Regions from separate parts of the Homo sapiens genome. Here region 2 is linked to region 1. The links are chromatin loops, found by intact Hi-C in ENCODE. Cell type or tissue: dorsolateral prefrontal cortex. All regions are shown on one strand. Links, peaks and the distances in the headings refer to the core of each region. The heading gives the core; the rest is flanking DNA.

Region 1 (15,887 bases), core at 4,451-6,950:
GGAGCGCAGAGGAAAAACTCCCAGGTATCCCAAAGAGAGGCAGCAAATACAAGAAACAAGGAGATTCAAGTCCCAGAAAGTAAAGAGAATGGAGTGATCTAAAAGGAATATTTAAATGAGGGAGTGTGAAATGTTTAAACAAGATAAAGGAATAAAATTATATGACAAGAACAGCTAATTAATACAAATGCAGTTTTAAAAGGACCAAAGTTCTAAAATTCATCAATGAGAAATGAAACACAACAGAGAGTTTAAGACAAAAGGTGGAATAACTCCAAAGACAGACCTGAGCAGCATCTGCCCTGCAGCACTGCTGACCGAGACAGAAACCAGAAACAGGATATTGTGCACAAGGAGCACATGAGAAGTGTCTAGCAGGACAGGTCACTCCAGCATCCTCCGCTCACCCCAGCATCCTCAGCTCACTCCACTATCCTCAGCCCACTCCAGCATCCTCCGCTCACTCCACCATCCTCAGCTCACTCCACCATCCTCAGCCCACTCCACCATCCTCAGCTCACTCCAGCATCCTCAGCCCACTCCACCATCCTCAGCTCACTCCAACATCCTCAGCTCACCCCGTTGGGGAGGCAACCATTGAACTCCCTCTGATTTTTCTCATTCCCTCTGGATGCTGATGCTTAGGGAATGCAGACCCCAGCCCACCAACTTCTAAGCAAAGCCAGCAATGAGAGGAGCTCCCTGCTTGCTGGAAGGGAAGGGGAGTCCATCCTCCCTGCCCAGCCTAGGGACTTCCGAGATGCGCTGGATAGGTCTTTCCCCCTTGATCTTTAGCACAACCCAGAGGGTGGTGATTTCCCCCTTTGGCATCTGGTTGGACAATGGATGGGCTTCGCTGAGGGCTGGCAGCCTTGTTGAGCCTGTTCTTTCAGAGAGTGGGAGTGAGTGTCCAAAGGGTCCTCTCAGCCGCCTCCTGCTACATGCCCCTGCCCACTCTCCTAGGGTTCTGCTGGGGACCCCAGTGGGGGCAAAGCTCAAGCCTGGGAAGGATGGGGAAGGTCTCTGGGCACAGGTGGAGAATGTGAAATAACATGAATTCAGCACTTGCCATGTGCCAAGCAGGATGCTGAGCACATCCAAACCCCCAGGACCTAACCATGCTTACACGCTAGGAGGGAAGGCACAGAGCATTCCAGCCTGTGCACAGGGTCAGGACTGGATGGGCCCCTGGGTCCTGGCTGAGCCGTGCTGTCCTTCCATTCTCCAGTGCTCCCGGCCTCCAGCACTGGGTGGCAGGTGCTGGCAGGCTGCCCCACACATCGGCCTGCCCCAGGCTGCCCTTGCACCAGAAGTTGCTGCTTACGGGACTCTAGGGGACTCTCCTCAAACTACTCAGGACCCCAGCAGCTCACTGGACCCTCTAGCTGCATGGTGGCCCCAGAGGGCTTTTGTGGTCTGACCTCAGTAAATGCAGGTGATGGGAAGATGGTGTGGGGAAGCTGTGGGTCTGGCCTGAATTGTGTTCCCTCTGCTCTGCCTTGTTTGCTGGGTTTCTGAGGTGGAGGAGGGATGAGGGAGAGGAGAGGGGAATGGGGTGAAGAGGCAAAGAATTTTCCAGTAGAGGGAGACCAGCTGTGAGAGCTGTGTGTCTGTCTTCCTGCATGCTCAGCATGGAGTGTGTGAGTGCACATGTGTGTGCATATGTGTGTGTGCGGGGTGTATGTGGTGTGTGTGCATGTGTGTGCTTGTGTGTGCATGTGGTGTGTGTGTGCATATGTGCATATGTGTGTCTGTGTGATGTGCATATGTGTGTCTGTGTGATTGTGTGTGTGTGTGTGTGGTGGTGCATGTGTGTGGTGTGTGTGTGCATGTGTGTGTGGTGAGTGCAAGTGTCTTTGGGGGTGCTGGGATTGTGGGGATGCAGCGAGTTGCCATCCTGACTCTCCTTTGTGGGCCCCTCTTCTCCACAGGCCTCAGAGTGCTTTACTACATTTATCTCACCTCCCTATATCTAGCAAGGGGCCCCAAAGCAGAAGAGTTGAGGTGGGAGGTGGGGAATGGGTGTCACCCGCCCTGGCTGTTTCTCTGGCTTCTCAGGGCCACGTGCTTCCTCTCCAGCCCGAGAACACGGCTGTCCTTCATCACCTACTGCATGGAGGACAGCATCGTCCTGCAGCTCACACTCACACTAGGCAGGGGAGTGCTGCTTTGAGCCCCCAAGGGAGGCCTGAGGGGCTGGGCCAGAGGGAGCTCCAGGGAGCTGAGGGGCTCCCTGAGACCTTGGTTGGGAGCCTGACAGCACACATGGCAGGCTGGTCAGGACACCACTCAGTGCCCATCCTGATCTCAATGACTGTTTCCCTGAACGCTCCGGCCCCTGGCTGCACTGCTACTGCAGGTCCTTGTGCTCCGAAAGTTCTCGGCCTCCCTGATCTTCTCCCTCCCCTGCCCTCCCTCTGCCCTGCCTCCTTCCCTGGGAGGTGGCTGTGAGGATTCCTTGGGTGCAGGGGCTGGCGGGGCAAGTGTGTGTATCCTGTGAACACCTGCCTATGCTGGCAGCTGCTCTCTGTGTGTCCCTCTCCGCCCTGGCCGGTGGGGGAGGGAGACAGGGTCAAAGCCACGGGGAGTGCTGAGGCTTTAGCGCAGGGAAGTTGGTGGGCCCAGACAGGGGAGCCACTGGGTGGAGTCCTGAGTTCCAGGCCAGGCTGGGAAGCTGGAGGGAGGCAGGAGGAACAAGTGTCCATGGTGCTGGAGGTGGCACAGCCCTAGGGCACTGCAGAGCTGATAGGCGGGGAGGTGAGGACACTTCCAATGCAGATGCCTGGAACTGAGCCCAGAGGGAACGAAGCACAGAGGAGAGGTGAGGACACTGAGGACGGGAGGGGGCCTGGGCCCCTCTTGCAGCTTTGACGGGGAGCAGGGAGGAGGCTTCCCCTCTGTGGGAGACGGGAGGCTTGGGTGTGTGCCTCCTGTGCTGTGGGTTTGGGAGAGAGAGACTGAAGTGGGCATGAGGGGGAAGAAAGCAAGTCTATGGGGGAGGACTGTGGTGGGAGATGCAGAGAGGCAGTGGGGGCAGGGCCCTTCAAAGGCTGAGTGAGGAAGAATGGGTGGCTGCCTCCCCTCCAACCTCCCTGTTCCTGGGGGTCCTCCCCCAAACTGAATTCCCAGAGGCTGCTGTGAGGAAGCGGCTGTGTCTCAACCAATGTCTGTGTGTCCGCTGGGCCAAATCTTCACCTGGTGTCACTGAGGGTCCAAGAGGAGGCGGCTGGACCTTGAGTACTCAAGGGCCCTCTCCCCACCATGCCTGAAGCAAGGAGCCCAGGAAAGGTCTCACTTGGCCCCTGCACAGGGTGGGCTTAGCGTGATGTTCCCGCCCTGAAATCTGTGGTGCTCTCTCAGGCCCCAGGGGTACAGGCTGTGCACTCAGCCAGGCCCTCCCTGATGTCAGGTGTAAGTGGAGCCACAAGGCTGCCTGAAGATACCATGTCTCATGCCTCAGCTGAGCACCCAGGCCTCGATGCCTTCTTCAGGGCTGCTGAACACTCGGGGTCTCTCCTCCCTGTCCTTCTGTGTGCCTGTGGCAGGCAGGACACCCACAGCGGCAGGGCCAGGACACGGGTGCGGCAGGCGAGCCACTTAGGACCCTGCTCAGGGCAATCCATCACAGAAGCCCTGTTTTAGCTGCGATTCCAGAGACCTACAGGTGATTCCCCATCTCCTGCTCTTCCTGATCCAACAAGGACCACCGGGCACCCACTCTGAGGCTCAGGGAGTGTGTCCTTCCACCACTGTGGCTCCTGCCCTGAGACAAACACCACAGGGGACACAGGGCAGGTGGGGCTGGCCCCAGGAGCCAGCTGGGGTTCCCACAGGTCTGCAGCTGCCAAGGGCATTGGCCTCCACCCCGCCTCCTGGCCCTGGCCCTGTGCATTCCAATCCCTGCTGACGCCTGGGGTGCCCCTGGTCTATGCACCCAAGGAAAGCTTTCTCTGAACCCTGCTTCTTGTCTTTCTGCAGTGTCACACCTTCAAGGCGGGCTGTGGGTGAAGCTGGCCTGCCGACATGCTTTCTGAGGCTTTCAAGGATTTTCAAAAACGGGAGCCCACAGTTAAAAGCCCAACTTTGACAGGCACAGTGGCTCATGCCTGTAATCCCAGAACATTGGGAGGCTGAGGTGGGGAGATCGCTTTAGCCCAGGAGTTCAAAACCAGCCTGGGCAACATAATGAGGCCCTGTCTCTACGAAAATTTTTAAAATTTAGCTGCAGTGAGCCATGATCGTGCCACTGCATGCTGGCCTGGGCAACAGAGTGAGACCCTGTCTCAAACCTGAACATTCTTTCTAAAAATGCAAATTTCTAGATTTTTTGTAAAATGGGAATGGCAGGAATAGTGGGTGTCCCTCCATGTCGGCCCCTGGCTGGGGCCTGGGGCTTCACCCTCCTCACATGGGGAGCTGCAGGGCCCACCTTCATTCCAAGGCCTTCCAACTGCCGACTTCAGCTGGCTTGTCCTGGCCTGCTCCTCCTCATGGTATCTCCTGTTTGGCCTCTGAGGTCACCCATCCAATGGCCATGATGCTTCCTTAGGAAGAAACTTGTGGGGGCACTGAGACTGTGAGAGAGAGAGCAGGAAAGGCCAGCTTGGTGCCCTGTGCTGAGCTCCCAGGCCTGGGTCCCCTCAGTGCAAGCATTGGGTCCTCTCCCACAGCTGAGGCCAACAGCAGCTGCTTCCAAATGTGATGCTCCCAGGCTGCACTCTCAACATCTCCCTGCTCAGGTTTCTAAAGGGCCTTTGCCAGCTGGACACTGGAAGGTACATCTGAGCCTGGGTGGTGCACACCTTGGCCAGCCCAACTCGGCTACCCTGAGCAGGGCTAGGGGCTGCTCTGGACCTTCATGGAACGGGTGGTTCCAAGTTACATTCTGCCTCTGTCCCTGGCCTCCTTCCTGGGCTCCCTAGAACCCTCCTGGCTTCTTGGTGGCAGCCTGCTGAGAGGGCTCATTCTGTTGCATCTGGGGTTCAAGCTTCTGCCTTGGCCTTTCCCTGCTGTGACTGTCACCCTCCATGTGGGGCAGCTTTGCACAAGTCGGCCAACTGACAGGTCAGTGCTGTGACTGCCGGGCCACGTGAGCAGAGGCAGAGGGCCGAGCTGGTGGGCAGAGGGCACCTGTCACCTTGACTCAGCTGCCTCCAGGGAGGAGTGACGACTCACATCCTCACCTGGGGTTGCCAGGGCTGCTCAGACGCCACAGCCTGTGCATGTCCAGGGGACATCATCAGAGGAGCGCAGCTGTCACACTGGCTGCACGACTGAGCAGCTTTAAATCAGGAGCAACAGAAAGAGACCCCGACGGGGAGGGGAACTCTCTACTCCACCCCCATCCTCAGCTCTGCATCGGGGAGAGGCAGGGTCGAGGACAGAGCCCAGGACCAATCATGGAAGTGTCAGCGCAGCTCCTGTTTCTGGGACCTACCAGCTCCCAGCCCTGTGCCAGTCCCCGCAGAGCTCAGTGCCCTGGGACTCAAGACAGGCCTAACAGCGTCCTTTCTGTTCATGGGAGGCACTGCTGGAGCTTGCTGACATTGGACAATTTGCTCCTGGTAGTGTGCCCATGGGGAGCAGAGCTCAGACATGTATGGTGTGTCTGTCCCCACAGCCTACTGCCAGGGCACCCTGCAGTGAGAAACAGGGAGGCTAGAGCCCAGCTGCTGGTCTGGGGCCAGTGGCACCCAGCCTTATGCTGTCCCCATGGAGGGAGGATGCCCAGGGCTCCCTTCCTCTCCAGCAGCTGCAGCTGTGTAAATGCTGGTCAAGCAGAGCCCCAGCACACACAGGCAGAGGTCAGGACAGATGAGGTCATCACAGAGGACCACACAGGGCTGTCACCACCCATGCCAGGACCCTGGATGGTAAGAGGGCATCCTCACCATGTCCCAGACAGCAGAGACAGATGCTGTGATTTATCCTGTGGGGCCAAGGTGAGCTGAGGGTGTTTGTGTGGACGCCTTTGTTGGGCTATGGAGGTTTCCTTCTGCTCACAGGATGCTGACGCCCCCACTTCTTGTTCTTCATCCCCTGAGATAACCGCCTGGTTCCTGTTTCTCGTTTTGTTGATGTGGTAAATTACACAGATATTTCAGCTCCTGCACCTGCCTGGCCTTCCTGAGAGGAGGCCTGGCTGCTCCTGGCCTGTGGTCTGGGTTAGCTGCTGCTCCATGCCATTTGCTGGTGTTTCCCTGAGAGCTTCTCACACATGTCTTTTCTTGCTTTAGGGTTAAACTTATTGTTGTGAGGTAACAACACAAGAATTGTACACAGGTACTCACACCACCACCGCTGCATATTCCCCCCACAGCAATAGACACTCACATTCACACTCATGTGGGCCACACATCCACACCCCCCCACCCATGCAGATTGCACCACAAACACACTCAACCCACCCCATACCACACACATCACACCACACACACATACCCAAAGCACACACACACATAAATAGCAAACACACATACACCAAAAATACCAAAGACACACCACACATCCCATACACACACCACACACATCACACATCATACACGCACCACACAAAGGGCACACATTCCCCTCTCTGCCACACAACACACACACCCAGCATGCACCCAACACCATACACAGCACACACACATCACACACACACACACCCCACACACACTACACACCCAGCACATACACATACTCACACACCATAGACACACATACTTGATACACACAGAACATACCATACACCACACACAACACACCACAAGATACACATACACAGTGACACTGCCACACATACCACATATCACATACACAGCAAATACACACACATCACACATAGCCCTATACATGTACACAAGCACCACACTCACCACACACTATGCACACATACCACATGCACATTACCTATCACACGCACCCACTACACACACACACATGCAATGCCACACACATACCACACACAAAACACCCACACATCACACATGACCCTCTACACGCACACAGCCACCATACACACTACAAACCATGTATACATACTACACACATACCACCTATCACATACCCCCAACACACACATGACCACAAACACACAACACATTACACAAAAATAGCACACACAATGCACCACACACCACAGAAAAACACACACTAGACACAAAACACACACACATTGAACCCTCACACACACCACACAACAAATACACCAAATTCACACACTGCACACCCCTATACACACATACAGACAGCTACCCATACTACATACATGTCACATACCACACACACCACACACACACATCATACGCAGCACATGCACACCATCACAACACACACATACTACACACCACAAACACACACTACTTACACATGTGCCACACCACACAGAAAATGCACACACATATGCCCATCACATACCACACACATGTAGTACACACACACCCACACACCACAAACACACATAACCACATACACAGGCAACACACACAAACCACAGCCTTTTCCTCACCCCCAGACGTAGGCACAGACATTTCTGCCCTCAGCAGGGCCTCCTCAGCTCTTACCTCCTGCACACACAGTGGGGGCTCCGCAGACCTAACTGCAGTGCAGGCCTTTGATGTGAGCTGGAACACAGGAGGGGTGGAGCAGGGCAGGGAGAGTGAGCCTCTGGCCATAGGAGCCAGGCGCCTCAGCCCCTCACATCAGCCCACTCATGGCATCAATGGTGCTTCTCAGGGCCTTGAAGCCATTCTCCACTGCAAACACATGGTCCAGGCTGTCTGCAATTGTTGTTATCTACAGAGATGGGAGGTGGCTTGGACTCCCGGCCAGGGGGTGAGGATGCAGCAGATCCCAGGCTCAGGGGACAATGTCTGTCTGCTTTGGGGGCAGCAGAATGTCAGGCTCTGAGGGCCACAGGCTTCTCCAGCCAGCAGCCCACTCTTGGGGAGCGGAGGAGCTCTTCAGCCCTCCCCTCTGGTGTGGTGGGATTTATACGATCTGCTGGTCAATCACTTCTGCAGTGGCCATGGGTCGGCCCAACTCACTTGTGGCAGGTTAGATGATGGGGTGGCCCTGGGAGAGCCACTTGGGACACCTTTCCCCAGTAGGCTCCAGAGTGACACCTGCCACCTGTTCTGAGTCACCCGCTCCTACTCACATTGGCTCATACCCACGATGTAAATGGTGGCCCCCAGGCTGAGATTTATCAGCCCAGGAGAAAGAAGGTGCTGAGTATAAATCACCCAGGGACTCTGGTATTCCCCCTACATGACCACCATGGGGACAGCAGGTGCTTACATCCAGAGTTGAAATATTCCATCTTCTGAATTGCCTTCAAAGGAATGAAGAAATATTGAGCCTGGACAGTGAGATGACCCCAGCAATGTTCTAAGAACTTAAGAAACTTGAATACATTATCTGTGCTCTAGTGGTCTGTGCCCTTTCAAATCCTCTCAGTATGAACATTTCTCCTGCTGGCAACATGTACAAAGAGCCCTACATATTTCTTTTTGAAAAAAAAAAGTAAAAAGAGGGTTGAGATGGAGTGGGGTTGACTGTTAAAAATCGGCTTCCAAGCTCTCCAGGAGCCACTGTTCATTGTGCAGGGCTTCCTGGATGGAGGAGGGGGCCAGGCAAGGTCTCTGTCCTGCTCATTCCTCACTGTGATGTTGACTAGAGATTTCAAGGCCTTCTGAGCTCATCCCAGTCTCAGGGAACACAGGCCTAAGTGACCTCACCAAGGGCCCCACCTGGACCATTGATGGTGAGAGAGGAAGCTTCCCATGGATGTGCAAAGGCAACTCAGGCTCTAACAGTGGACCAACATTCCTAGCCCTAAGCCTAACTGCAACACAGGGATGTGCAGCTGAGGTCAGGGACAGGCAATAGGACAGGCCTTCCTAACCATAGCCCTGTGGGCTCTCTTGTATTGGGCACTCTAGCCTTCAACAGGCAGGGCTGAGTTCAGGAAAACTCAGCCCCCACAGCTCCATACCCCCGACCCTGACTCAGTCTCCCCTTGTCTCTTTGCTATAGGAAGCAGCAAACCAGCTCAATTAGAGTGCCAGGGCTCCTTGACTTCCTGTGCCCCTGAAACAAAAAGACCAAAGGACTTTGTTCCTTATTTCCCTTCTTATTGTTTATATTTGTGATTGGGTTGTTTTATCTAATGATTTTCCTTTCTCTTTCTCCTTTGTGTATAAGTTATACCAGTGAGTTTTATAGTTTTGCATTTTTTCATCATGGTGGTTATTATCTGTTCATTTCCAGATACAAGACTTCCCTGAGCATTTCTTGGAAGTCAGGTGTAGTTGTGATAAATTTCCTAGTTTTTGCTTGTCTGTGAAAGATTTTATTTCTCCTTCATTCCTAAAGAGTAACTTTGCTGGGTATAATATTCTTGGCTGTTAGTGGTTTTCTTTCAGTACTTTGAATTTATCATCCCACTCTCTCCTGGCCTGTAAGGTTTCTGCTGAGAAATCTGCTGTTAGTCTACTGGGTATTTCCTTATATATGACTTGACTATTCTCTTGCTGCTTTTAGAATTCTTTCTTTGTCTTTACTATTGACATTTTGACAATAATGTGCCTTGGAGAGGATCTGTTTGAGTCGAATCTGTTTGGGGTTCTTTGAACTTCCTGGACCTGGATGTATCTCTCTCCTAAGACTTGGGAAGTCTTCCAATAATATTTCACTAGATGTATTTTCCTCATCTTTCCCCTTCTGCTTTTCTTCTGGAATTCTCATAATATTAATATTTGTTCACCTAATGGTGTCCTATACATCCTGTAGATCTTTGTCAATCTCTTTCATTCTTTGTTGTGTGTATCCTATGAATATGTAACAGTACTATTTGTCAGTGTATTAGGCCATTTTTGCATTGCCATAAAGGAATGTTTGAGACTGGGTAATTTATAAAGAAAACAAGGTTAATTGACTCATGGTTCTGTAGGCTTTAGAGGAAGCATGGTGCTGATGTCTACCTGGCTTCTGTGGAGACTTCAGGAAGCTTCCATTCATGGCAGAAGATGAAGGGGAAGGAGGCATGTCACATGGCACAAACAGGAGCAAGAGAGAGACAGCGAGGTGACATACACTTTTAAACAGACAGATCTTGTGAGAAGTCACTCATAATTGTGAGGACAATGCCAAGAGGATGGTACTAAACCATTCATGAGAAATCCACCCCCATGATCCAATCACCTCCTACTAGGCCTCACCTCCAATACTGGAGATTCCAATTCACCATGAGATTTGTGTGGGGACACATATCCAAACTATATCATTTGGTTAAAAAATAAAGTATATAGTACAGAGTCTATAAAAAAGACTGGAATGGGAAGCCACGTCAAAAAACAGGACTTGTATAGCTGACGTTGCCCCAAATCTGGAAGGTCCCCCAGGACTGAGGTGGGTCCTGAGGTGTTAGGACCACAGGGCTGCTGGTGCATGCAGCTCTGTGCATTTATAAGATGAATCTATCCTGTACTAGATTTGATGGGGGATGCTCTACCTTGCTCTGGGGTCATATGTCTAAATGGATGGCATTATATGAAATTTTTTTCCCCCAGTGCTGGTTCCAAACTTGTCCACACCATTAAGGTGACTAACGTACTGGATAAGTCTGATGATGAAACCTGATGGCAAGGGCCTTGTTTTCTACCCAATACAGGCTGCAGGGCAAACCATTTACATAACATAAAAGAGGTTTGTGGGAAAGACAGTATCAAAAAGTGTGGAGGAAGGGGAGATAGATGGTTCCAGATACACCAGCTACCCATCTTCAGAGGTCACCCTACTCAGTTCACACCCTTTAGAAATGCTTCCCCATTGCCTGCAGGATCCAGTCCCCATGCCCAACCAGGAAGCAGCAGGGGGCTTCAGCACAGGGATGAAGGGCGTGCTTGAGTGGCCAGTGTTGAGGGGGAAAAGATCCCAGAGTTCCTGCCTGGTGCTGCCCTCCCTCTCCTTGGTCCTGGCTCTGTCTGTGGTCAGATCTCTTGCTTCCTCCTGGGAGTGTCAGGCTCATATGCAGCCTCAGTGGGCATCTGGGGAAGCCAGGCCTGTGTCTCTCCAGAGTGTGGGGCACAGAGAAGCCAAAACACAGCATCCAGGGGGAGGAAGTCACCTGCCAGCAGCCTGCACTGCCTTGCAACACACGGCCCTCATCCCATCCCCACCAGGGCCCAGAAAGGCCTGACTGCAGCCCCGAGTGGCCAAGGGATGTCCACCATGGGTCCTGGGCTGCTTTCTGGCCTGTTCTTGCCTTCCTCTTCTCTATTCCCTGGTCTCAGGCACCTTCCCTCAATGAGCAGAGCATGGTCCTCTCACCTGCCTTACCCTTGTGTGCCCCCCTAAAGCAGGGCTCCTTTCCCATTCCACCAGCTCCTGCCCAGGCCCCATTCCCACCTCATGTTTCAATTCAGGACCTGTACTCAGCCAGCACATGTCCTTCCAACTTTTGTACTTTTCCTCTAAAACTATCCCTGGCTTCTCCTCCTCCTACATCAAAAATACCGTTTTATTTCCAGATTCCAAACTCTCTGTGGCCCACAGTGGCCATCCCCTAACCCATAAGGCTGCCAGGACCCCTCCCCCAGGAGGAGACTGAAGTCTTATCTGGGTGTGTTTCTGGGGACAGAGCTGAGGTGAGCTGAAGGATCCTGATGCCTTCTGGAGGCAGTGTCTAAGCTGCATTGCTTCCTCATGACCACATTGCTTTTCAGGGCAGTCAGGATACTTTGTGCAACCTTATTCACCAAGCTGCAACCAGGTGCCATAGATATGGTGCCAGTGCAGGGGCTGGGTGAGCTGGGGCACAGAGACCTTCCCAGTGGGCTGAAGGCCATGGCTTTTGCCCTTGACAATTGCCCTCTGGGATCATGGCTCTTCAGAGAGCCATGTCAGGCATCTGCTGAGGAGGGCTGCACAAGGCACATCGAAATGGTGCCCATGGGCCCCCCAGACTGTGTCTGGACATGGAACCCATTCATTTCATTTGCTGGTCACTTGAGGCCAGGAATGCTGCTGGGTGTGTTTGACAAGGTTGTGTGGGCAACCCTGACTTGTTCTAACAGGGAGTAAAGATACCCTCCTTGGTCATCACCTTGGAACCATGAGAAAGCAAATTGTTAAGATTGTCCTCCTCCTTGTAACATAATGAGGACTAATACGTATTGAGTCTTCCTGTGGGCCAGTTGCTAGACTAAGAACTTTCCACGTTTTCACTATTTTAATCCTCCCAGTAACTATACAAGTAAATGCTACTATTATCCCAGTTTACTGAAGGGAACTGAAGCACAGAGAGGTTGAGTTACTTGTTCCAGGTTACAAAGCATGAGATTCATAAAGCTGGATGTGAACTGGGTCTGGCTCCTGCTCTTCACACTGCCCTGCCCCTCTTTGGACCAGCATTCAAGACCTGGTGATGGTTACTCCCAAACCACTGGAGAGCTTCCCTGCTCGGGCCCTGGTTCCTGGGTTTGCCTGGAGCTCATCTTCCTGTGCTTCCCGTGGTCAGATCCTTGGCCCAGACTGAGCCAGGAGCCTGAGGGATGATCTGATCCTCAGGGTCTGTGGTGAGGGCTGCACTGGACACATTCCCTGGATCAGCCCAATAAGGAACAGAGGAGATCACTGACCAGGAAGGAAGGCCCTCCTTGGGCCTAGGTTGGAGTCTGGATGCCGTCTCTAGGGTGTGAAGAGGGGGCTTCAGGCTGCCCATGATTGAGCCACTCCAGGAAGGCATAGACTGTCCTGGTACATCCTGGTGGTATGTTCCGGGCTCTGGGCCCAGCTGGCTCGTAGTTAGGAGTGGCGGTGAAGGTGGAATGTGCTTTTGAGCCGTCCTGAGCCCTGAGAAGAGGTAGAGAGAGGCTGTTGTTGTACCTCCAGGCTGAAGTCTGGGCCAAACCTGTAGACATTCTGGTCATTCTTGCTTTGAATTCAGTTCTGAGCTTGGTGTGACCTGGGGAAGGGAAGACAATGGTTCTGTGAGGTGAAAGAGCTCCCAAACCTGTGTCAGAAGAGGAGAGAGACAGAAAGAGACAGAAAATGTCTATCTTTAGTGCTGGGGAAAGAGACTCAGCCAAGTGCTCGTGCTCTGGGGCTTTGAGATCAGAGTGCTCCCTCCCTCGGAGCTTCAGGGAAGGCAGTTTATCAGAGGCAAGATCAGAGCTGAGGCTCAGGCTTAGAAGACAGCTGAGCCTTGGCGTGCAAAGTTAGTAGATGCAGAGAAGAGCCCTCAAAGCAGAGGGGTGAGGGAGGGTGCCTGAGACATGGTCGGGTCTTCTAGGGGCTGGGGATGTGGGTGCCTGGAGCTTCTGCTTTCAGATCTCCATCTCAGCCCCTGCTGTCTGCAGCTGTTGTAAGCTCATCTCAGCTACAAGGCCCACTTGGTGAGCTCTTTTCATCATTCTGCCCAAAGAGCTTGCTTCCAGGGCTTCAGGTGCCACCAGCATTTCCCCAGAGTTTTCATGGTGGTAAGAACGTGGCTCATGACTGGTCCTTTTTGTTTTTGTAAAAAAATAAAATAAAATTTTAGGATCTTCTAAATATATTATGCCAAAGGGGACGCTAAGCTCTGGAAACTGAGTCATGTAGCATGCTTGCAATTCTGCTTCTTAGATTATAGCTTAACTCTCTTCCTCGTTGTTCTAGTTCTATAAATGACTAGGAGAGACCAGAGATCAGACATCCCTCTGTCCAATCACTGATCTTTGTTATCAATTACCTGCCTCCTTTATTGTCCTGTTTCTGAGACCAGACGGTAACCAAAATACCTTGATATTTACATCTTCAGTGTGGAATGTTAAATCTACCTTTCCCAAAAAGAAAGACCACCTCAACTAATCAGACCATTGTAAGTATGCAGTACACCTTTTTAAGATTTTGTTAAACATCCTGAAATTTGTCTATATGAATGATCCCAAACTTCTACACTTTGGAATACTGACCTCCATTCTTTGGACTCTGTGCTTTCTGGTCAGCCTATCCTTACACTTTGTGCTTGAATAAACTCTCTTTAAATTGTATTTTGACCCTTTGATTATTTTAGATTGACGTTCGGCCACCTTGAAGGGACTCAAAGTGCGCCTCAACTGATCCCTCCTGTTATGTCATCGACCAAGGCTTTGGTGCCAAGATGAATGCCTTTTCATTCGCCCAACTTGCAAGGACTGACAGGAATCTCTGCCATGGCTCCTCTTGGGTTTCGAATCTCTCTAATTTTGGTTTGAGATTCAGACATTATTTTAGTGATCCAGTTCCACATTTGATGGAGCTAGAATTGAAGCTCTGCTTTTAAGGTAGGAGTTTCACACACACACAACATTAGAATATATATATTAGAATATATCCATATATATTAAAAATTCTGCTGTTCATGGATTTGTGATTTTTACTTTTCTCTAAGGTTGCAGGTTGCTTGTTGAACTACCCTTCAGAGTTTGTACGTCCTTTTCTCTCACCACAATTTTGGTCAGGGAAGAAAATAGTTTCCTTCTCTGAAAAGAGGAGGTGAATGTTTCATAGCATAAGAAATATTTAAGAAGTATTTAAGAAATAAATACTTTTTATTTAAAAACTGGCTAAACGCTGAAGCTTGGTTCATTTGGCGTATGTAAAGTCACTTTATGAGTGAGCAAAACCAATGAGAAACTTTCTTTGAGGATAAAGATGAGTCCTGGGATAAGGGAAAGTTTTCTTCTTTGCCAAAAGGAACCTCAAGCAATTAAGGTCTTGCAGAAGTGTTTGACTTCATTGCTTGTAACATGCGATTGAGTTCATGGCTTGTAACATGCGATTGTCCCCCAGGTAATCTCCAAGAAGAACATGCAGTGAAGCTTGTTTACCCTGGTGGGCACATAAGAAGGGTTGTTCTTCCAGTGCCGTAAGTGCTCATGATTCCTGGATTTAGTGAGCCATGTAAAAGAGAAGAAGTGACACAAGAGTGACACCTTGAGGAGTAAACCCCCTTAAGCAGCACACCAGATCCAAAACATCTTTCCCTTTCAGTCTTTGGTCACTTGAAAAGATAATCCATTTTTTTCAAGATGGCGGACTAGGGACATTGGATGCCAGATCTCCTTAGGAAGAAGGTCTTAAGTTACTGTTAAATGGACAAGTTCTGAACTGAAAACAGAGGGAAAAGAGCCAGGACCTGTCATCGTGCCCATAGAAAGAAGCTGAGGCATGGAAAAGGAAAGCAGCAAGAGTCTCGCAGAGATCAACCCCCAAGGAACTCAGAGCCCTGTGGAAAGTGTAGGTGGGAGTGCTTCTCTGCTCTTCTCTCCTCTGTGACAATCTACTGAACGCCCAACTTTTGGAGAGCACCTTTTCGCTTTTGACCCAGGGAAACACTATTGGTAGCTATTTGAGAACTCCCCAGGGACAGCAAACTGCTTGGCCAGCTTGTGGAGGCATGCTCACATTGCCCTCAGAAGCAAACTGAGATTGTGGGCACCATACTGAGTGTGCATTGATGGTGCTCCTACCCTGACTGAGAATTTTCTGCCCTTGAGTCACTGTACCACCAGATCCCCCCCTGCTCTCACTTTGGCTAGCATGGCTGGTCCCCAGGGAGTTGTGGGACTCCCTGGAGATCTAACCCTTGGGGTGGGCTGCCCCTAAAGGAAGAGGAAAGGAAACACAGCCTGCCAAAGCCCCTCTTAGGATAAAGAGTATGTGGGTGTGGGCCAACTGCTGCAGGGGCATCATTGATGACTGGGAACAAATGTTAGGAGGGGTTTCATCTCCCACCTCCCCCACCATACACTGTTGTGGATGCAAAGGTGGTCGTCCCTGCTAGGGATGGTGAGCATGAACTCAAGGAAAGTGCTCTTCATGGTGGCACCACCCCTACTGAAAGTGAGCCTTTGCCTGCTTCCAGCTTTCATGAAGGCAAA
Region 2 (15,887 bases), core at 11,188-13,687, 88 kb after region 1:
CGTCTATGGAAGACTTTGCCTCTCTCCATCTTGGGCTTGGAGAAGGTGTCCCATGTCCCAGCAGCATGGCTGTGTACAGTCATTGATTCTTTTGTTTACTTCTCCATGCCGTACATTTTGTTCCTGTCCCTTGATCACAAAGAAATAAATGAACGTTCCTGAGGCACTGACATGGGCCGGGTGAGGTGGGAGCCTCCTTCTAGATATTATTATCCTATTTAAATGCATTATGTTCCCACTCATTTCACGATTGCCCAGTATTCAGAGAAGTTGCATTACACAACTGAAGCTCCATAATAAATGCGTGGAGGTGAGATTCAAACCCACGTCTTTCCCATTCTACTTTTTGTGCCTTTCTGTTTTAATTTGCTTCTTGGTATTCCTGTGTATTATTAATAGTCTGAAGCTTGGAAATAGATGCAATAGTCATTAGAGTGAAGAAAATACAGTGCCGTGCTCTCTGAAGGATAACAAGGACATTTTTGTTGTAATTACTATTTTGATTTTTCTTTTAAGAATGTTGCCGAGGAAGGAAAACAGAGGGAAAAACCAGCAAAGCTCACTGTGTCTAACTTTTGCCACATGCATGGACCTAATTTCTTACTTGCCAAGCACTAGAGCCTTTATTTTTGAGACTCTGTGAGGGTGGCTGAGTTCTGTGTGTTTGCTGGGGTTGGAAAAATCTAGTGTGATGGGGGTCAGTGGCCCCATGACACGCCAAGGCAGAGTAAGCCACAGAGCTCAGTCTGCCATAGGTGTGGCTTCCTTCCTTCCTCACATCTGTGTCAACACCCGGCAGGAGGTGCCTGATTCCAGTGGGGATGAAGCAGCCTCTGCCCATCCCTCCATCACCCATCAAGAGCTCTGGACACACATGAGGTTGAACCCCCAGATGGTGGCTGCCAGGGGAGTGTGTCCACCTCTCACTTAGGCCAGGTGCGTGGCATCTCACTGCGGCAGGCATCCCATGGGCGAGGTCGGTGCTCTCCTGATGTCTTTGATATTTTTCTTTATCTGGCCTAGTCTGAGACCAGTACTTTCCCCTGCCTGTGACCCCTGACTTCATTTGCAAAGTTTTCTCATGCACTTTCTGAAATTTTCATGACAGAGAGCCCTGGAGGAATTTGGGGCAACGATGGAGGTGGAAGAAGGTTTAAAGCTGGGAATCTTTATGCATTTTCTCTGTTTTCTCCTTCTCTTTATTTTTTTTCTTGACCTATACTTCACACTGGTCTCTGTCTTCTCCATGCTTAGAAAGCAGAGGAGGCTTGAGCTTCCAGCAAAGACCTTGCGACATGTTACTGGATACAGGCTGGTGCATAGAAGGGGTGGGTGGGGAGGGCTGACAGGAGGGTGTCCCTCCCCTGAGCATCACCGGCTCTGTTCTTGGCCAGTTGCTCTTTGTCCCCACATTTCAGGTTCTCTTCCTGCATTCAAGCATGGGCAGGGCCAGGGCTGCTGTTTCAGGACTGCATCTAGCCCTGAAGTTTTCTCTGGGCCTCCACAGGGGACCTTCCTACTCTGAACTCCACATGCATTCTCCAGGCCACACTGCACACTCACCCTACTCTCCAGTCATTTCCAACTACTTAGAATTCAGTCAGTGTTGAGAGTCACCAGTCTTATGTAGACTGGAGCCTGGCACATAGTAGGTGCTTTTTGCATGTTTACTGAGTGAATGAATGAACAGAAAATGAAATGCACTTTGCCTAAAAGCTGATCTGATCTGATCTGAGTGCCCAGGCATTTCACCCTTCTTCCAAAGCTCTCCTTTTGTTCCTGTGGCCCAGGGAATGCTCAGTTCCAGGCTTGGCAGAGGAGGGGTCTCTCTAGGCAGTGTGAAACAGACTGTGAAGCCCCCATGAGAAATAGTCCACCCACTGGGAAGGCCCCTCCGCTCCCAGGAAACTCCAGCCAGAGCACTCCAGCGTGGGGGCTAGGACTCCTCTTTTCCAAAGGAGAGTAGACAGTGGGAGGAATTCACCTCAGAATGATTTCCTGGAGCAGTTAGGAAAGTAGCATCTCTGAAGTCACAGAGGCTTCAGCTCCACTGGGCCGTGAGAATCCCTTACAGAATTCTGACCCCGACCAAGCAGAAAAGGGCACTGCCGCCTTTAAAACAGTTGACTGCAGAACAAAACAAAATGCTAAAATAAGACTAGAGTAGTTTGAAAATATTGGAAAGTTGAGAAAAAACTCCCCCAAATTCCATGATACTAGCATCATCATAGTATATAGCACATTACATATATAGTGTATTATATGGTATATTATGTATACATACTATGTATACTATATGTTATATGGTGTATGTACATAGTAAAAATTATTTTTCACATATCTATTGCTTTGGTATGTTTTCTTTCATGTTTTTGTTTATTTGGTAGATAGGCTTTTTTCCTGTTTTGTTTTACAACATGTTTATATCTGACACTAACATTGTATTATAAGCTTTTTTTTCCCATACTATTGCGTAGTCTTTATAGCCACACTTAAAAAATGAATCATTTATTTCTAAAAACAGTCAGGTCCATTTTATTTTGGCTTCTGGATCCTGCCCCTCCCCGGGCACTCTCCCACTGCAGAACTATGTTAGGCTCAGTTCCCCAGAGAGCCCTCAGGTTTTCCACACCACAGGCCCCATGCAAGCTTCTTGTGAACCCTGGGCAGTCCCTTCTGGGTCCTCAGAGCTCAGTTTAGATGCCACCATTGCCTGTTTGCAACACTGGCACATGTGCAGGTCCCTGTGTTCTGTACAGCTGAACTCAGGACTGCCTCATCACCACTGTCACTACCGCGCCTCGCACAGGGCCCGCATGCTGCATGCTCTCAGTGAATGCTTGCGGAATGAACGGAAGAGGGAATCAATGAACAAATGACCTGGTGGTCATTTTCTGTGTTTCCTCCTGGGGTTTTTCCTTTGGTGTATGCATTTTGTGTGTGTGTGTGCATAGAATAGGTTACACCAAATCTATAATCTTTTTGTCCTTTTGCCTCCTCAGCATTCGTTCATAAGCATAGCGAGCATCACTGTCCGAGGCTGCACAGTGCTTCGTCTTGCGTATGCATCCTGCTTTGTTCACCATGTCTCTGGAGTTACGCATTTACTTGCTTGTTGCTTTCACCACTATAAACCATGCCTCATTTCCCTCTCCTGTTAGGCAGATCTGACCCTTCAGCCTGCCTCTTCCAGCCATGGTCAGACTGTTGTTAGTCCAGCGCCTGAGGGAGAGTACTTTCAGAGTTCCAGGCCCTTGTGTGACCTCCACCCTTAAGGTGACTCTTGGCACCCACAGGCCAATCAGCTGTATTCTTAGAGAGCTCTCAGAATACAGGCTGGTGGGCTATTTCCCTAAGGAAAAGCTGGGTGGGTTCTCACTGGGGTTGGAACCAAGGGGAGATGAGGAAATGGGAATAGGTTGGACGCCCTTGGTGGAGCTTCATAGTTTGATTTTACATCAGAGTTGGAAAGCAAAGCATACCCTTCTGCTACAGCTAGTGGTTTCCCCACCTGCGCCTGAGCTATGGACTGGGCAGGGGCCAAGTGCCCAGCAAGGAGCACAGGGAAGGAGCAGGAGGTGGAGAAGCTCAGAGGCAGGCTGCAGTAGGCTCCTCGCCCTTCTCACCATGCGGATGTCTCCTCCCTTGGCCCTATGGGAATATGGAGGGCTCACATTCTCCTCTCTGTGCAGGAGCAGGTCTCCACACTCTTTGGGAGGAGGAAGTTGACTTCTTTCTAACAGTTGCTGTCCTGTCATTCATTCATTCATTCATTCATTCAGCAAAGGCTTCCTGAGCTCCTGTCCTGTTGCAGGCTTGATTAAGTACTACAGATGTGAAGGTGAATTGACATATTTGGGTTCTTAGAGTTTGCCTTCTAGCAGACCACAAACAAGTAAATATAATGTTGCACGTGGTGCATGCAGGCCTTTGGTGCCCAGGACAGTGAGGGCATGGAGGAGGGAGTGTTGTCTGTGTCTGAGAGCACTGGGCAAGCCTCAAGGGGAGACTGTGCCTGAGGTGCATTTTGGAATGAGTTCACAGGTACGATGGGAATGAAGCTGCCCACATGTACTTGGGAGTTGGGGGAAGAGTGGGGACACTTGACTCTCACAAGAAGCATGGCTCTGAGAAAATCAGAGACCGCGCAGAAGCTGACAGGGCATGTGATGTGGACAAAGGGGCCACCAGGCTGGGAGGCAGGTCTGGTAGACCGAGGAGCAATGGGTTGAAATTAGGGTCGGGACAGAGAGGGCTGCATGAGGAGCAAAGACCATGAAGTCCATGGTCCTCCAACACTGCGACCCTCATGCTGCGGCCTCCCTGTGCCCTCAGCACTCAGCCAGGGCCAGAGGTAGCTCGAGCATGGAGCAGGGGCTGAGGGTGCATGGCTTCCTCATGATGGAGTCTACTTGTTGACAGATGACCCAGAAACTTCTGAAGGGCCCCCAAGGCCCTAATGCAGCCCCCAGAGCAGGCTCTTTCCCTTCCCCTGCAGACTCTCCATTTCATGCCTGGTTAATCCCCAGGAACCACTTTTGACAGGGGAATCCTACGTTTCTCTCTACTGAGCTGTAGAGGCTGCTGCCCATGGGCATTTTCAGCAGAGACCTCAGTCCCTACTCTGCCTCAGGGAGGTGGGCCCTGGAGGATGGTGCCATCCATGCTCCTTGTCTCCTGAGAGGTGGTGCAGTCAGCACACCCATCCCACAGACAGCGGAGGAGGCCTGAGCATCAGGGTCCTGTCTGATGCCAGCTCATGATGCACTGTGCCTGAGTGATGAATGCCCATCTCACTGCCTGTCGCTTCCTCTCTCTGCAGGGCCCTGTGGCCGAGTGTGTCCAGCCCAGTGTCATGGGGAGCTTCCATATCTCATGGCTCCTTGCTGGGCCAAGCCCTCCAGAACCCCAAACCCCCAAAGACTGATGAATGCCAGAGTGGCCACCTTGCTTATCTGTGGCCCCGGCCCTGGTGATCACCATGGCAGCTGGGAAGGGAGCCCCGTTGAGCCCATCGGCTGAAAACAGATGGCGACTTAGCGAACCTGAGCTGGGCCGGGGCTGCAAGCCAGTGCTGCTCGAGAAGACGAACCGCCTGGGCCCTGAGGCTGCTGTGGGCAGGGCGGGCCGGGATGTGGGCAGTGCGGAGCTGGCACTGTTGGTAGCCCCAGGCAAGCCCCGACCTGGCAAGCCGCTGCCCCCGAAGACACGTGGAGAGCAGAGGCAGAGCGCCTTCACGGAGCTGCCGAGGATGAAGGACCGGCAGGTGGATGCTCAGGCCCAGGAGAGGGAGCACGATGACCCCACAGGCCAACCTGGTGCCCCACAGCTGACCCAGAACATCCCCAGAGGCCCAGCTGGCAGCAAAGTCTTCTCTGTGTGGCCCAGCGGAGCACGAAGTGAGCAAAGAAGCGCCTTTAGCAAACCAACCAAGCGACCAGCAGAGAGGCCTGAGCTAACCTCAGTCTTCCCTGCAGGGGAATCTGCAGATGCCCTGGGGGAGCTGTCTGGACTCCTCAACACTACAGACCTCGCTTGTTGGGGTCGACTTTCAACTCCCAAGCTTTTGGTTGGTGATTTGTGGAACTTGCAAGCATTGCCACAGAATGCTCCACTCTGTAGCACTTTTCTGGGTGCCCCTACACTGTGGCTGGAGCATACCCAGGCCCAGGTGCCCCCACCCTCATCATCCTCCACCACTTCGTGGGCCCTCCTGCCACCCACCCTCACCTCCCTGGGCTTGTCCACCCAGAACTGGTGTGCAAAGTGCAACCTGTCCTTTCGCCTAACGTCCGACCTGGTCTTTCACATGCGATCCCACCACAAAAAGGAGCATGCGGGGCCTGACCCACATTCTCAGAAGCGGAGAGAAGAGGCCCTTGCCTGCCCTGTGTGCCAGGAGCACTTCCGGGAGCGCCACCACCTCTCCCGGCACATGACTTCTCACAGCTAGCAGGTGACCGCAGAATGACCTGCTGGGTGCAGCAGCCAGCCTTTGGCAGAGGGGGGCTCCCTGGGCCTGCGTTGAGGGGGCTGTCATGGTCCTTTGCAGAGCTGCTGCTTTTGGCATTCATAGATAAACAGCTCAGGCATAATTTGAAAAAGCCACACCTGCATGATGTGTTTTGAAGGAAATGAAGTCCTGAAATAAAGTGATGGGCTTTGCAAATCCAGGGTAGAGGCCCTAACAGGCACAGAGAGCAGGGGCAACTCCTGGCACACATCATGGGCTTTGGAGGCACACAAGCCTGGATTCGAATCTGGGCTCTTTCACATACTAGCTGTGACCCTGGACAAAGAGCTTTAACCTGCTGAGTCCCCATTTTCTCATCTGTGAAATGGAGATGATAACACTGTGTCTTAGGTTGGCATTCAGGTCACATGAAAGGTGTGTGGAAAGTGGCCAGCATTCTGCCTGCAGACCCTGAGCACTGAGTCAACAAGGTTTGTGATGATGTCTGTACTAGTTAGCTATTGTTATTAACAAGATCTCCATGGCAGACAAGCTAAAGCATCTGCCTAAGTCGTGAGTCTGTGGGTTGGCTCAGGTTAAGCTGAGCTTGGCTGGGCTTGGCAGCAAGTCTCAGATTTGATCAAGTCATATTCGTTTTCTTCTTCGGCTGGTGGGCTACCCAGAGCGAGCACGCTTCTCTCGTGGTCATGCCAAGAACACAGGAGGGTGAGTCTAACAAGCACACCTCAAGCCTCTGCTTGGGTCACATTGCCAATGTCCTCTCAGCCCATACAAGTGGCAGGACCAGGCCCAATATTAAGGAGTGGAAAAGTGTAGGCTGCCCTTGGTGAAGCTGTGACAAGGGAGTGACCATCCATCCCCTCCACAGGAGGGTGAGGAATTGGGACAGGTAATTCCAGCCAATACCTGGTCCATAGTTCTTCACATTGTGAGTATATGAATACGGGGAAATAGAACCCCCTCCCCACCACCTACACACATGCTGTTTTACCTTCCAAGAATAGGACATGTGCAAAAACTAGGCTTCCAGATCGTGAGGCTGGGGAGCATTCTAGGTACCATTTATTATCTACTGCGTTTCGGTCAGTAGCTGTTGTAGGTACCCGCATCAGCCCTTGTTCCTAAGGATGTGTGGAGCCCAGGCTGTACTCTTTGACATTCCACAGGTCAGTCTGCGTGAAAGCCCTTTGTGGGGAGTTTCCAAGCCAGTGTCGTTTTTGCACTGGTTTCCACCTCACTGTCAGATATTGTTCTTTTGATATGCAGTTTCCAGCCCTCCAATGAGTCCCCAGCACAGATCTCAGGCTTGTGGCTGGGAATAAGCCCAGCTGAGCAGGTGGGGATCTCAGCCAGCCTCCCAGACTGCACCTCTTCTATTGCTCTCCTCTGTCCACCGTTCCAGGCAGCAGCACTCCCACCTGGCTGCTCTGATGTCCTCGCTCCCTCCATTCCTGCCTCTCACCATGCACGCATCCATTGTCCACACACACACAACCAGATAATCTTCTGAAAGTGTAACTCAGATGATGCCTCCAACCCTGTGGCTGCCCTTCACACTTACAGGCCTAACCCCAGCAGGACCTGCCAGCTGCTTCATGAACAAGTCCCTGCCTCATGTTAATTGCAAGCACTCATTTCACTCTCCCTGTGTGCCAGGCAATAGCATAAGCACTGGAAGAATACAGATGTTATAGTGAGTCCTACAATAGCCCTGGAAGGCAAGAGCTGTTTCCTTTCCATTTCTACAATGAGTCAATTGCAGATGATGCTATAACACTTCCAGTGTTTCTGACACTTCCCTGAAGCTATACCTGCTACCTTCATGGGCCGAGCTTGCCCTTATGAGGCCCACAGGTGGCAGTGGGCAGAGGGGACCCCGCTATACCACCTCGCTGCTGTTCCACTGTCTGCTCCCGTGTTCTGACCACAGCTCTGGTGCCGTTTCTCAAGCCTGGGCTTCATTCAACATTTTCTATCTAGCTCTTCATGGTGCTGCTCCTGCTATGGTTCCACAGGGCTTCTTCTCGCAGGTCAGCTCCTTAGAGAGGTCTCCCAGATTCCCCGTAAAGCAGCCCTGCAGCCTCTGCCTCTCTCAGCCGCATCACCCTGTTGCTTCCTTCACAGCATGTCTCACCATCTGCAACCATCTTTCTGTTTGTCGTCTTGTTGATTTGCTGCCTCCACACTGTCAGCTCCTTGGGAACAGAGATTGGTTTGTTTACTGTGCATCCCTGGTGCCCAGAACAGGGCATGGCATATTGTTGGTGCATAATAAATATTGTGGAAATAATTTCTGTGTGAGAAGCTGGGTCTGAATATGTGTGCAATCTTCCTTTGGCTGTGGAGGGTTGCAGGAGGCTGCCATGCAGCTGGAAGGCTCCATGTGTACTGAGCTTCCTTCACCTACGCTGTCTCCCTGGCCAGGCAAGGGATTGAGTGAGTGGGTCCATTTCCATTCATTTATTCAGCATCCCTGGGCACTTTGAGCTGAGCCTCAAAGGCAAGTATGTGCCGGTGATTTGGTGATGCAGGCAGGGGAGCAGTGGCTGAGGAGAAAGATCAGTCCAGAGTCTGCAATTGTGTCAGGGTGTGAGGAGGAGATGGAGGGGCAGGGGTAGGAGGGCCTCACGGGAGAGCGGTTTGGACCGAGGGGACTGAGGGCTTGGCTCGGAGAGGCACTTTGGGGGTACTCTCCAGCTGCAGTGGGGAGCGTGGCCTGGAGGAGGGGGCCTGGACCCCCTGAGCTCATTGTCTTCCACATCTAGAAGAGGGAAGGGTGCTCCCTGCAGGTGCCAATAAAGCATCATCATTCCCAAAGGGACACTGGGAGGTCCCTTGCTCACTAAGACAAGACAAGGAAAGCTCAGCCTTGCTGGCCCCTTTAGGTGCTGTGTGGGGGTGTCATTTACACATGGAGAGGCTGAGCACAGAAGGCAGCTGAAGCTATGGGAGCCTCCCCGTGTGCTGTCTCAGGTGAGGCAGGAAAGGGCAACTCAAGGTCTCGGCATGAGGCCCCACACTATGCACTTGACACGCAGCAGCCAGGAGGCAGATTGTTATTAATAATTCCCACTCTGCTGCAGATGACATTAAACTCCAAGAGGTCAAGAACTTTCCTAAGACCATGGGCTCAGGAGCATCAGTGCAAGAATAAGACTCCAGGACCCCAGATTGAGCTCATGTCCTTTTTAGCCTGCCACTTGTCTGCCCAGCCCAGTGTGGTTGGATGATTCAGGAACTGGGACAGCAGCAGGTGTAGGCTCCCTGTCTCAAATTTCAATTCACACCTGCTACTCGTAAACACACACACTTTCCTATCGTCCTTCTCCAGCACTTTCACTATCTTGCATACTAAGTCTTTGACTGATTTGTCTTGCTTACCGTGTCTCCTATCACTAGAATGTAAGCTCTGTGAGGGATTTTTGGTGGGTTTTTTTTACCTGCAGCATTGCTGGCATCTAGAGAAATGTAGCCACATAGTAGGTGTTCAACAGACATTTGTCGAATGAATGAATGAGTGAGATGCCTGGTTCTGGCCTGGCAATTGCCACAACTCAAATCAGCTTCTCGGGAGGGTTTTAGGATCTATCAAATGCTGTGCACAATTGTCCTTCTCTGGCTTAATTGATTGGTTTGTAATTTCTGTGAAATCTCTTTGAAAGGCAGAAATGTGCCAAGACATGATAGACACTTAGAACTGAAGGGACTTTAGATTTCTAGACCACACCCTCCCTGTACAACATTGGACTTTGAGGTCCACAGACATGAGCTGATGTGCTCAGCGTTGCAGGGCAAGTGGTGGTGAGGTCAAGTTTAGAACCACTGAGAGGTCTGGACCTTGCCCCATCCACAATCCATGAGGAACCTCAGCTAGGCCAAACGACAGTTTACACTGCATGTGATTAGAACGGCCTCACATGTAATTATTAGTAACCTTGACCAGTTACACCATTCCCAAGCAGGATAGGCATTTAGGAAAATTTGAAGTTATGAAAAACAACACACTATCTTCCCCCAACTCTGATTTTTAAGTTGGAGTTAATTTTGGTAAAAATGGATGTAGATCCAAATTGCTCACAGCCTGCCATTTAAATGGACAAACTCAAAAGTGATTCGTGGAAGTGATGGGTTTACAGCTTGTTAATATTGCAGTCCCAATTATCACCAGGCTGGGTTCCCAGAGTCTCTTTGGGAGTCAAATCCTCTCTTAGCCCTTCTCCATTTCTGCCCTCCTGTATCTCCTGGAGAGTAGACATGTTAAATCATGGTTTTGCTCAAGCTCTCTCTACCACTTCTATGGTCTGAATGTTTGTGTCTCCCAAAACTTATGTAAAATCCTAACCCCTGAGGTAATGGTATTAGGAGGTGGGGCTTTTGGGAGGTTGGAATTCGTGCCCTTACAAAAGAGGCTGGGTGCAGCGGCTCATGCCTGTAATCCCAGCACTTTGGGAGGCCGAGGCGGGCAGATTATGAGGTCAGGAGTTTGAGACCAGGCTGGCCAATATGGTGAAACCCCATCTTTAGTAAAAATACACACACACACAAAATTAGCTGGGTGTGGTGGTGGGCACCTGTAATCCTAGCTACTTGGGAGGCTGAGGCAGGAGAATTGCTTGAACCCAGGAAGCGGAGTTTACAGTGAGCCAAGATTGCACCACTGCACTCCAGCCTGGGTGACAGAGGAAGACTCCGTCTCGGGAAAAAAAAAAAAGAAAGAAACCCCAGTGGCTGGCTGCAGTGGCTCATGCCTGTAATCCCAGCACTTTGCGGGGCTGAGGTGGGAAGATTGCTCAAGGACAGGCATTTGAGACCAGCCTGGGCAACATAGTGAGACACCCCCTCTACAAAAAATACAAGAATTAGCTGTATATGGTGGTGTGTGTGCCTATAGTCCCAGCTACTCAGGAGGCTGAGATGGGTGGGGTGGGTGGGGGAGTTACTTCAACTCAGGAGTTTAAGGCTGCAGTGAGCTATGATTGTGCTACTGCATTCCAGCCTGGGCAACACAGTGAGACCCAGTTTCTAAAAAATTAAAATAAACCGCAGAGACCTAGTTCCCTGCTTCCACCATGTGAGAATGCAGCTGAAAGTTGCCATCTCCCAACTAGGAAGATGGCACCAAACACCAAAGCTGCTGGCACCTTGATCTGGAACTTCCGAGCCTCTAGAACTGTCAGCGATAAATTTCTGTTGTTAATAAGTCATCCGGTTTATGGTATTTTGTTATAGCAGCCCAGATGGACTAGGCAGTCACCTTCTATATGCCAGTTAAGAGTTGGCATGAGATGTTGCCACAATGTATCACATCAGCAGGTATTAATTTTACAATCCTGGGCAAGAATTACCACATTCCTTAAATTCTCTATGTCTAATTGAATCGCTCAGCACCCCATCCTGTGGGCCTGGTAAGATACTCACCCTGTCACTATTGAATTCCTAACCTGTCTCTCAAGCTCACAAAAGCTCCTCAATGCCCCACCTCAAGATTGTACCCTGTCGCTTAGTGCCCCAGGGTGTCCCCTTGCTGTTCTGGCCAGCTTTGCTTCTGTTCTCCACTCTCCTAGGATCTAGGGCCTTGGTGGCTTTCTGGCAAAGCTGTTGGTAGGCATGTGACACGAAGACACTGAGTCGATGAGCAGAAAGTCTTGGCTGACCTTATGGAACAGAGGAGGAAAAATATCCACAGTAGCTGGAAACATGGCAAATTCTATCTTAATAAATTATCTCCCAGCGGCAGCCATTCAATTCAGATTTATAAAAGTCCTCAAAATATGCTAATGAGGCTAAACTAAGACATTCTGAATTCAGATTCATTTTGGTTCTCGATTTTAACAAATGTCAAGTTTTCTTTCTGTTTTTACCTGGGAAAGGAGTAAAACCACTACAATGGTGGGCTCCTAGAATTCAACTTCTTGCCAATTCCTGCATCTCTAGGCCAGGGATCCTAAGCTCAAATGTCTATTGAAGTAGGCTAATGAGTGGATGGAGCTGCCTGTAAGTGGCAATGGTGGGGAGCTCAATGCCTGGGTGAAGACTGCACAGCCAGGCTGGATGCAGGCCTCGAGAAAGGCCAGAGTTCAGGTCTTTATATGAAATTTGTTGTCAACTGACACAATAGTTTTGCAAACACTGATGGCCAAAGTGACATAGATTCATGGAAGCATGTCAGTGGTGGTGATGGTGCAGGGTCGCCACCAGCCGGTGACCCCTTACTCTGTTATGCTCCCAGCTTTGGAACAGGCCGGTGCTGGGCCTGGCGCTTCTAACCTCAGCCGTACCACCCTGTTCCTGTGAGCACGGAGAGAGAGCCCTTATCAGGGGTGAAAGTCGGCCAGAGTAGCCCCCAGGCCGGGCTTGCACTCCTCATTCCCTTGGGAAGTGATGGCGCCATCTGGAGGCAGCAGGCCTTCCTGCAGGCCACTTCCCTTCAGAGAGGGAATCACACACCCTTGTCATTTGCCTAATTTTGTTGTGTTTTTAGAAGTCATGTGGTAGGTCTACAGATGGCATAGCAAGATCAGAACCTCATAGGATAAACCTTTTATTTGAAAGATAAGCCATTCTCCAACATGGGTTGGGTTGTGACACTTCCTAGGAGAGAAGAAGTTTCAGAAACCGTTTTGTTTGTTTGTTTTGTTCTGGTTTTGGAGATGGAGTCTTGCTCTGTTGCCCAAGCCTGAGTGCTCGATCTCAGCTCACTGCAACCTCAGCCTCCCAGGTTCAAGTGATTCTCTCGCCTCAGCCTTCCGAGTAGCTGGAATTACAGGCACCCGCCATTATGCCCAGTTCATTTTTGTATTTTTGTAGAGATGGGATTTCACCATGTTGGCCAGGCTGGTCTTGAACTCCTGACCTCAGGTGATCTGCTCGCCTCAGCCTACCAAAGTACTGGGATTACAGGCCTGAGCCACTGCGCCCGGCCCAGAAACCGGTTTTGAAAGGGGGTTGGGGAGGCAGTGCCTGCAGGGAGAATGGGAGGGGTTCTCTAACGCTTTCTTTCCATTCATCTTGCCATCTCGTGTTTTCCTGGGGCAAGACGGAGGAAGCCACTATCGTCTGATCCCATTGCTATTCTAAGCTGCTTGGATTAGGAGGCTATTTTTAGTGCTGGCAGCCCTGGTCAGCAAAGCAGAGAGGGTACCTAGGCCAGGTGGCAGCTAAATCCCATAGGAACCAGGAGATGGGAGGTGGGTGCCCCCAGGCAGGGACCTTGGAGGTGGGTTTCCTGGCCTGGAGTGTGAACCGGTTGCATTGCTTTTCTTTCTGAGTCACATCGTTTCACCGCATCACAGCTGTGTGGGTAACCAGGGCCCTCTGGTGCACAGTCAGGGCCCTCTCCTGTGTAGGCCTGTGCGGGGCAGACACAGGGACACAGGAAGAGGAAGCTCCTTCCTCATTGCTTCAGCCCAGCCTGAAAGCAGGAGGCCCGCGAGGGTCCCCATGTGGTCCTTTTGCATTCCCTATGTATGAAGCATATCACTGCAATAGTCCCTGGCCCCTCCTTCCCTGGATGGGGGTCACCACGTCTCCAGCAAGAACTTGGAGGTGAAGATCACCTTTTCCTTCCTCTCCTTACAGAGCCTGGCAGAGGCATGGCTTGTTGCTGACTGAGAGCATCTGGAAATGAGCCCCCAGCACTCAGAGTCACCACCCTCACCATGCCCCCCAGCTCTGTGCTGTCAGTTCCTGGTCAGACTGCAAAGATGCCCATGAGTGGACTGTGCCCATGCCCTGCCCCTGCTGCTAACACCCAGTCCCCCAAGTCTTCTCTGGCGCCAGGGACCAGGTCTGAGACAGCTCTGTTTCCACCACTTGCCCTGTGGCTGGCCTGGCATCCTCAGGATCTGCCCTGGAGGGGAAAGAAAGGCAGGGAGAGATGGGCCCAGTATACCCTGAGTTCTTTTCTCTACCCAATGACTCTGGCTTGGCTGCCCAGAGTGTGGCCTGGGCTTTGATAGTGAACAATAGGGAAGCTTCTAGGCCTGTCTTGCCCCAGAGAGCCAGCTTTGAGTCCCTGCCAGGGCCTTTATAATCCATTTATTATACATGCTGTCACAACAGGGCTGAGCTGACTCCTGGGGGCACTCCAGCACCCCTGGATGCCAGTCAAATGAACCCCTGCTTGGTACTGGGTGACTTACCTCTTCACCACATCTGCAAGAGGGACAGATAAATATGACCTTCCAGAAGTGTCTGCATCACCTAACAATGCCCTTCCAGTGAAGATGAACCCCTAGCTGCAGGTCAGGCCACAGAGATGGGGCAGGAAGCTGTGTCAGGGATTTAAGCACAAAGCTGGGACCCCAAGACAAGGAAGGGAAAGACGATGGCAGGCTGGGTGCAGAGCAGAGTGACATTAACTCAGGTATTAACTTATCTTGGGTCCTGATCATTGGTGGACACTGGGTGAGCAGTGGGGGGACAGAGTTGAGGGAGTCTGAGTGTCTGGAAGGAGGTGTGGCTGTGTGCAAGATGTGAGTTGGAGGTAAGTAGGGTTGGGCAGGGTGCAGGCCATGAGCTCAGACCAGGGCATAGAGAGTTGAAGGGGCCCAGGGCTCATCTGAACTTCTAGGCAGCTATCGGCCATCTGGCTGTCCCACCAGAAAAGAGACCTGATGGGATTTTGTTTTCCTTTTCCTTTTTCTCCAGTCTTGTGCCTGCAAGCAGGTAACAATGCAAGAAAGCTTGCATTTAGGAAGGCTGAGCCTGTTCTTTGCTACGCAGAGGACTCTCGCTCCTCTCTATCTCAAACCCCCTTTCCAGATCAGGCCCAGGGTGTCTTCATGATGTGGTGGAAACAGAAGGATCTTTGGAACTGTACAGCTATGGGTTCAGATCTCACCTACCCTTTAACCAGCTGCACCAGACTGTGCTGTTCATTACAGAAAAATGAAGTCTTTGGTGGATGGAAGCAGACAGGGATTTCAGGAGGGAGCCCGGATGGTGCCCAGTCCTAGATGGGCAGGCTGGGGGACCTGGCTGAGCAGTGGGTTGGGACAATGGGTCACTCCACTAGGACCACAGCCAAAGTCACACCAGGAAGTCGAGGAAGCACCTGTTGAGGGTGCTGCTGCTGTCCCTGCTAAGCACAGGGCATGGCTGTGCTGTCCCTGTACACTAGGCTTCTGGCAGATGGCCGCTGCCCAGGCTCCCTGGCCACTTGCTCCAGATTAAACATCTTGCACAGGAGCTTCTGGTTGACCAAGGCAGGATCACATGCCCATGCCCTACTGCCAGAAGGGCTGGAAAAGTGGGGCTTCCAGAGTGTTCAGCTTTGTGGTGGAGAAATTATGACAGCTAACATTGGCTGGACACTAGATTAACTCACTTCATTCTCACAACTCCAAGTGTAGTATTATTTCTCCCATTGAACAGGTGAACAAACTGAGGCCCAAAGAAGTGAAACAAATTGCCCAGAACCACTCAGCTGGGGAAGTGGCTGGGCTGGTTTCCCACCCAGGCAAGGCTGACATCACTGTTTCCTACTGATTCCTATGGGCAGTGATTCTCTGATCATCCAAAGGTGCTGCAAATGCTGGGTGGCCCAAAGGAGGACACAGGTCCACCATGCTGGATGTGTGACCTTGGGTGAGCTGCGGAGTTTGTCTGTGTCTCAGCTGGCTCCTGGGTAGAAGATGAGAGTGGCCAGCTATGCAGCCGGCATGAGGCTCAGAAGAGACACAGCCAGTGTATGTACATCACCAGCAGAAGGGCCGCACCAGCCCTTTCCCTATTTAAGATCCACAAGATCTTTGCCACCTGCTGACCCCACAGCATCTTGCACCACATCTTAAATAAAATCAGCTGTCCATAGAGGTCAGCAGGGCAGATCCAGAAGATCTAAATAATGTGAATGGAGAACTCATGAAAAGAAGAGATTTAACAACCACTAGTGATCACTAAATTGTGGTTA

What was found. Hi-C counts contacts between places; a loop is a spot of excess contacts. Peaks named below come from ENCODE experiments on the same cell type or tissue, not always from the same donor. Only the 100,000 strongest peaks of a DNase experiment are listed, where the experiment ranks them.
Region 2: it touches region 1 in a loop (2.2-fold over the local background); 4 of 110 quality-filtered maps call a loop at or near these places.

Annotation. Positions count from the first base shown.
Region 1 is chr10:47,439,446-47,455,332 of GRCh38, reverse strand. No RefSeq gene overlaps it. Among named protein-coding and RNA genes, the nearest start is that of LINC03029, 33 kb to the right of the region's middle. RefSeq lists an enhancer at 1,954-2,917. In dorsolateral prefrontal cortex, for the core only: no CTCF peak of the experiment used is centred there; a DNase peak (open chromatin) is centred at 5,642; H3K27ac peaks cover 458 bases.
Region 2 is chr10:47,357,873-47,373,759 of GRCh38, reverse strand. It overlaps RBP3 (retinol binding protein 3), which reads right to left. Exons shown (of 4, transcript NM_002900.3): 4 at 15,879-15,887. ZNF488 (zinc finger protein 488) reads left to right here. Exons shown (of 2, transcript NM_153034.4): 2 at 4,823-8,264. The coding sequence starts at 4,931. The coding sequence ends at 5,953. Among named protein-coding and RNA genes, the nearest start is that of RBP3, 17 kb to the right of the region's middle. In dorsolateral prefrontal cortex, for the core only: CTCF peaks have their summits at 12,161 and 12,366 (motif pointing left); a DNase peak (open chromatin) is centred at 12,339.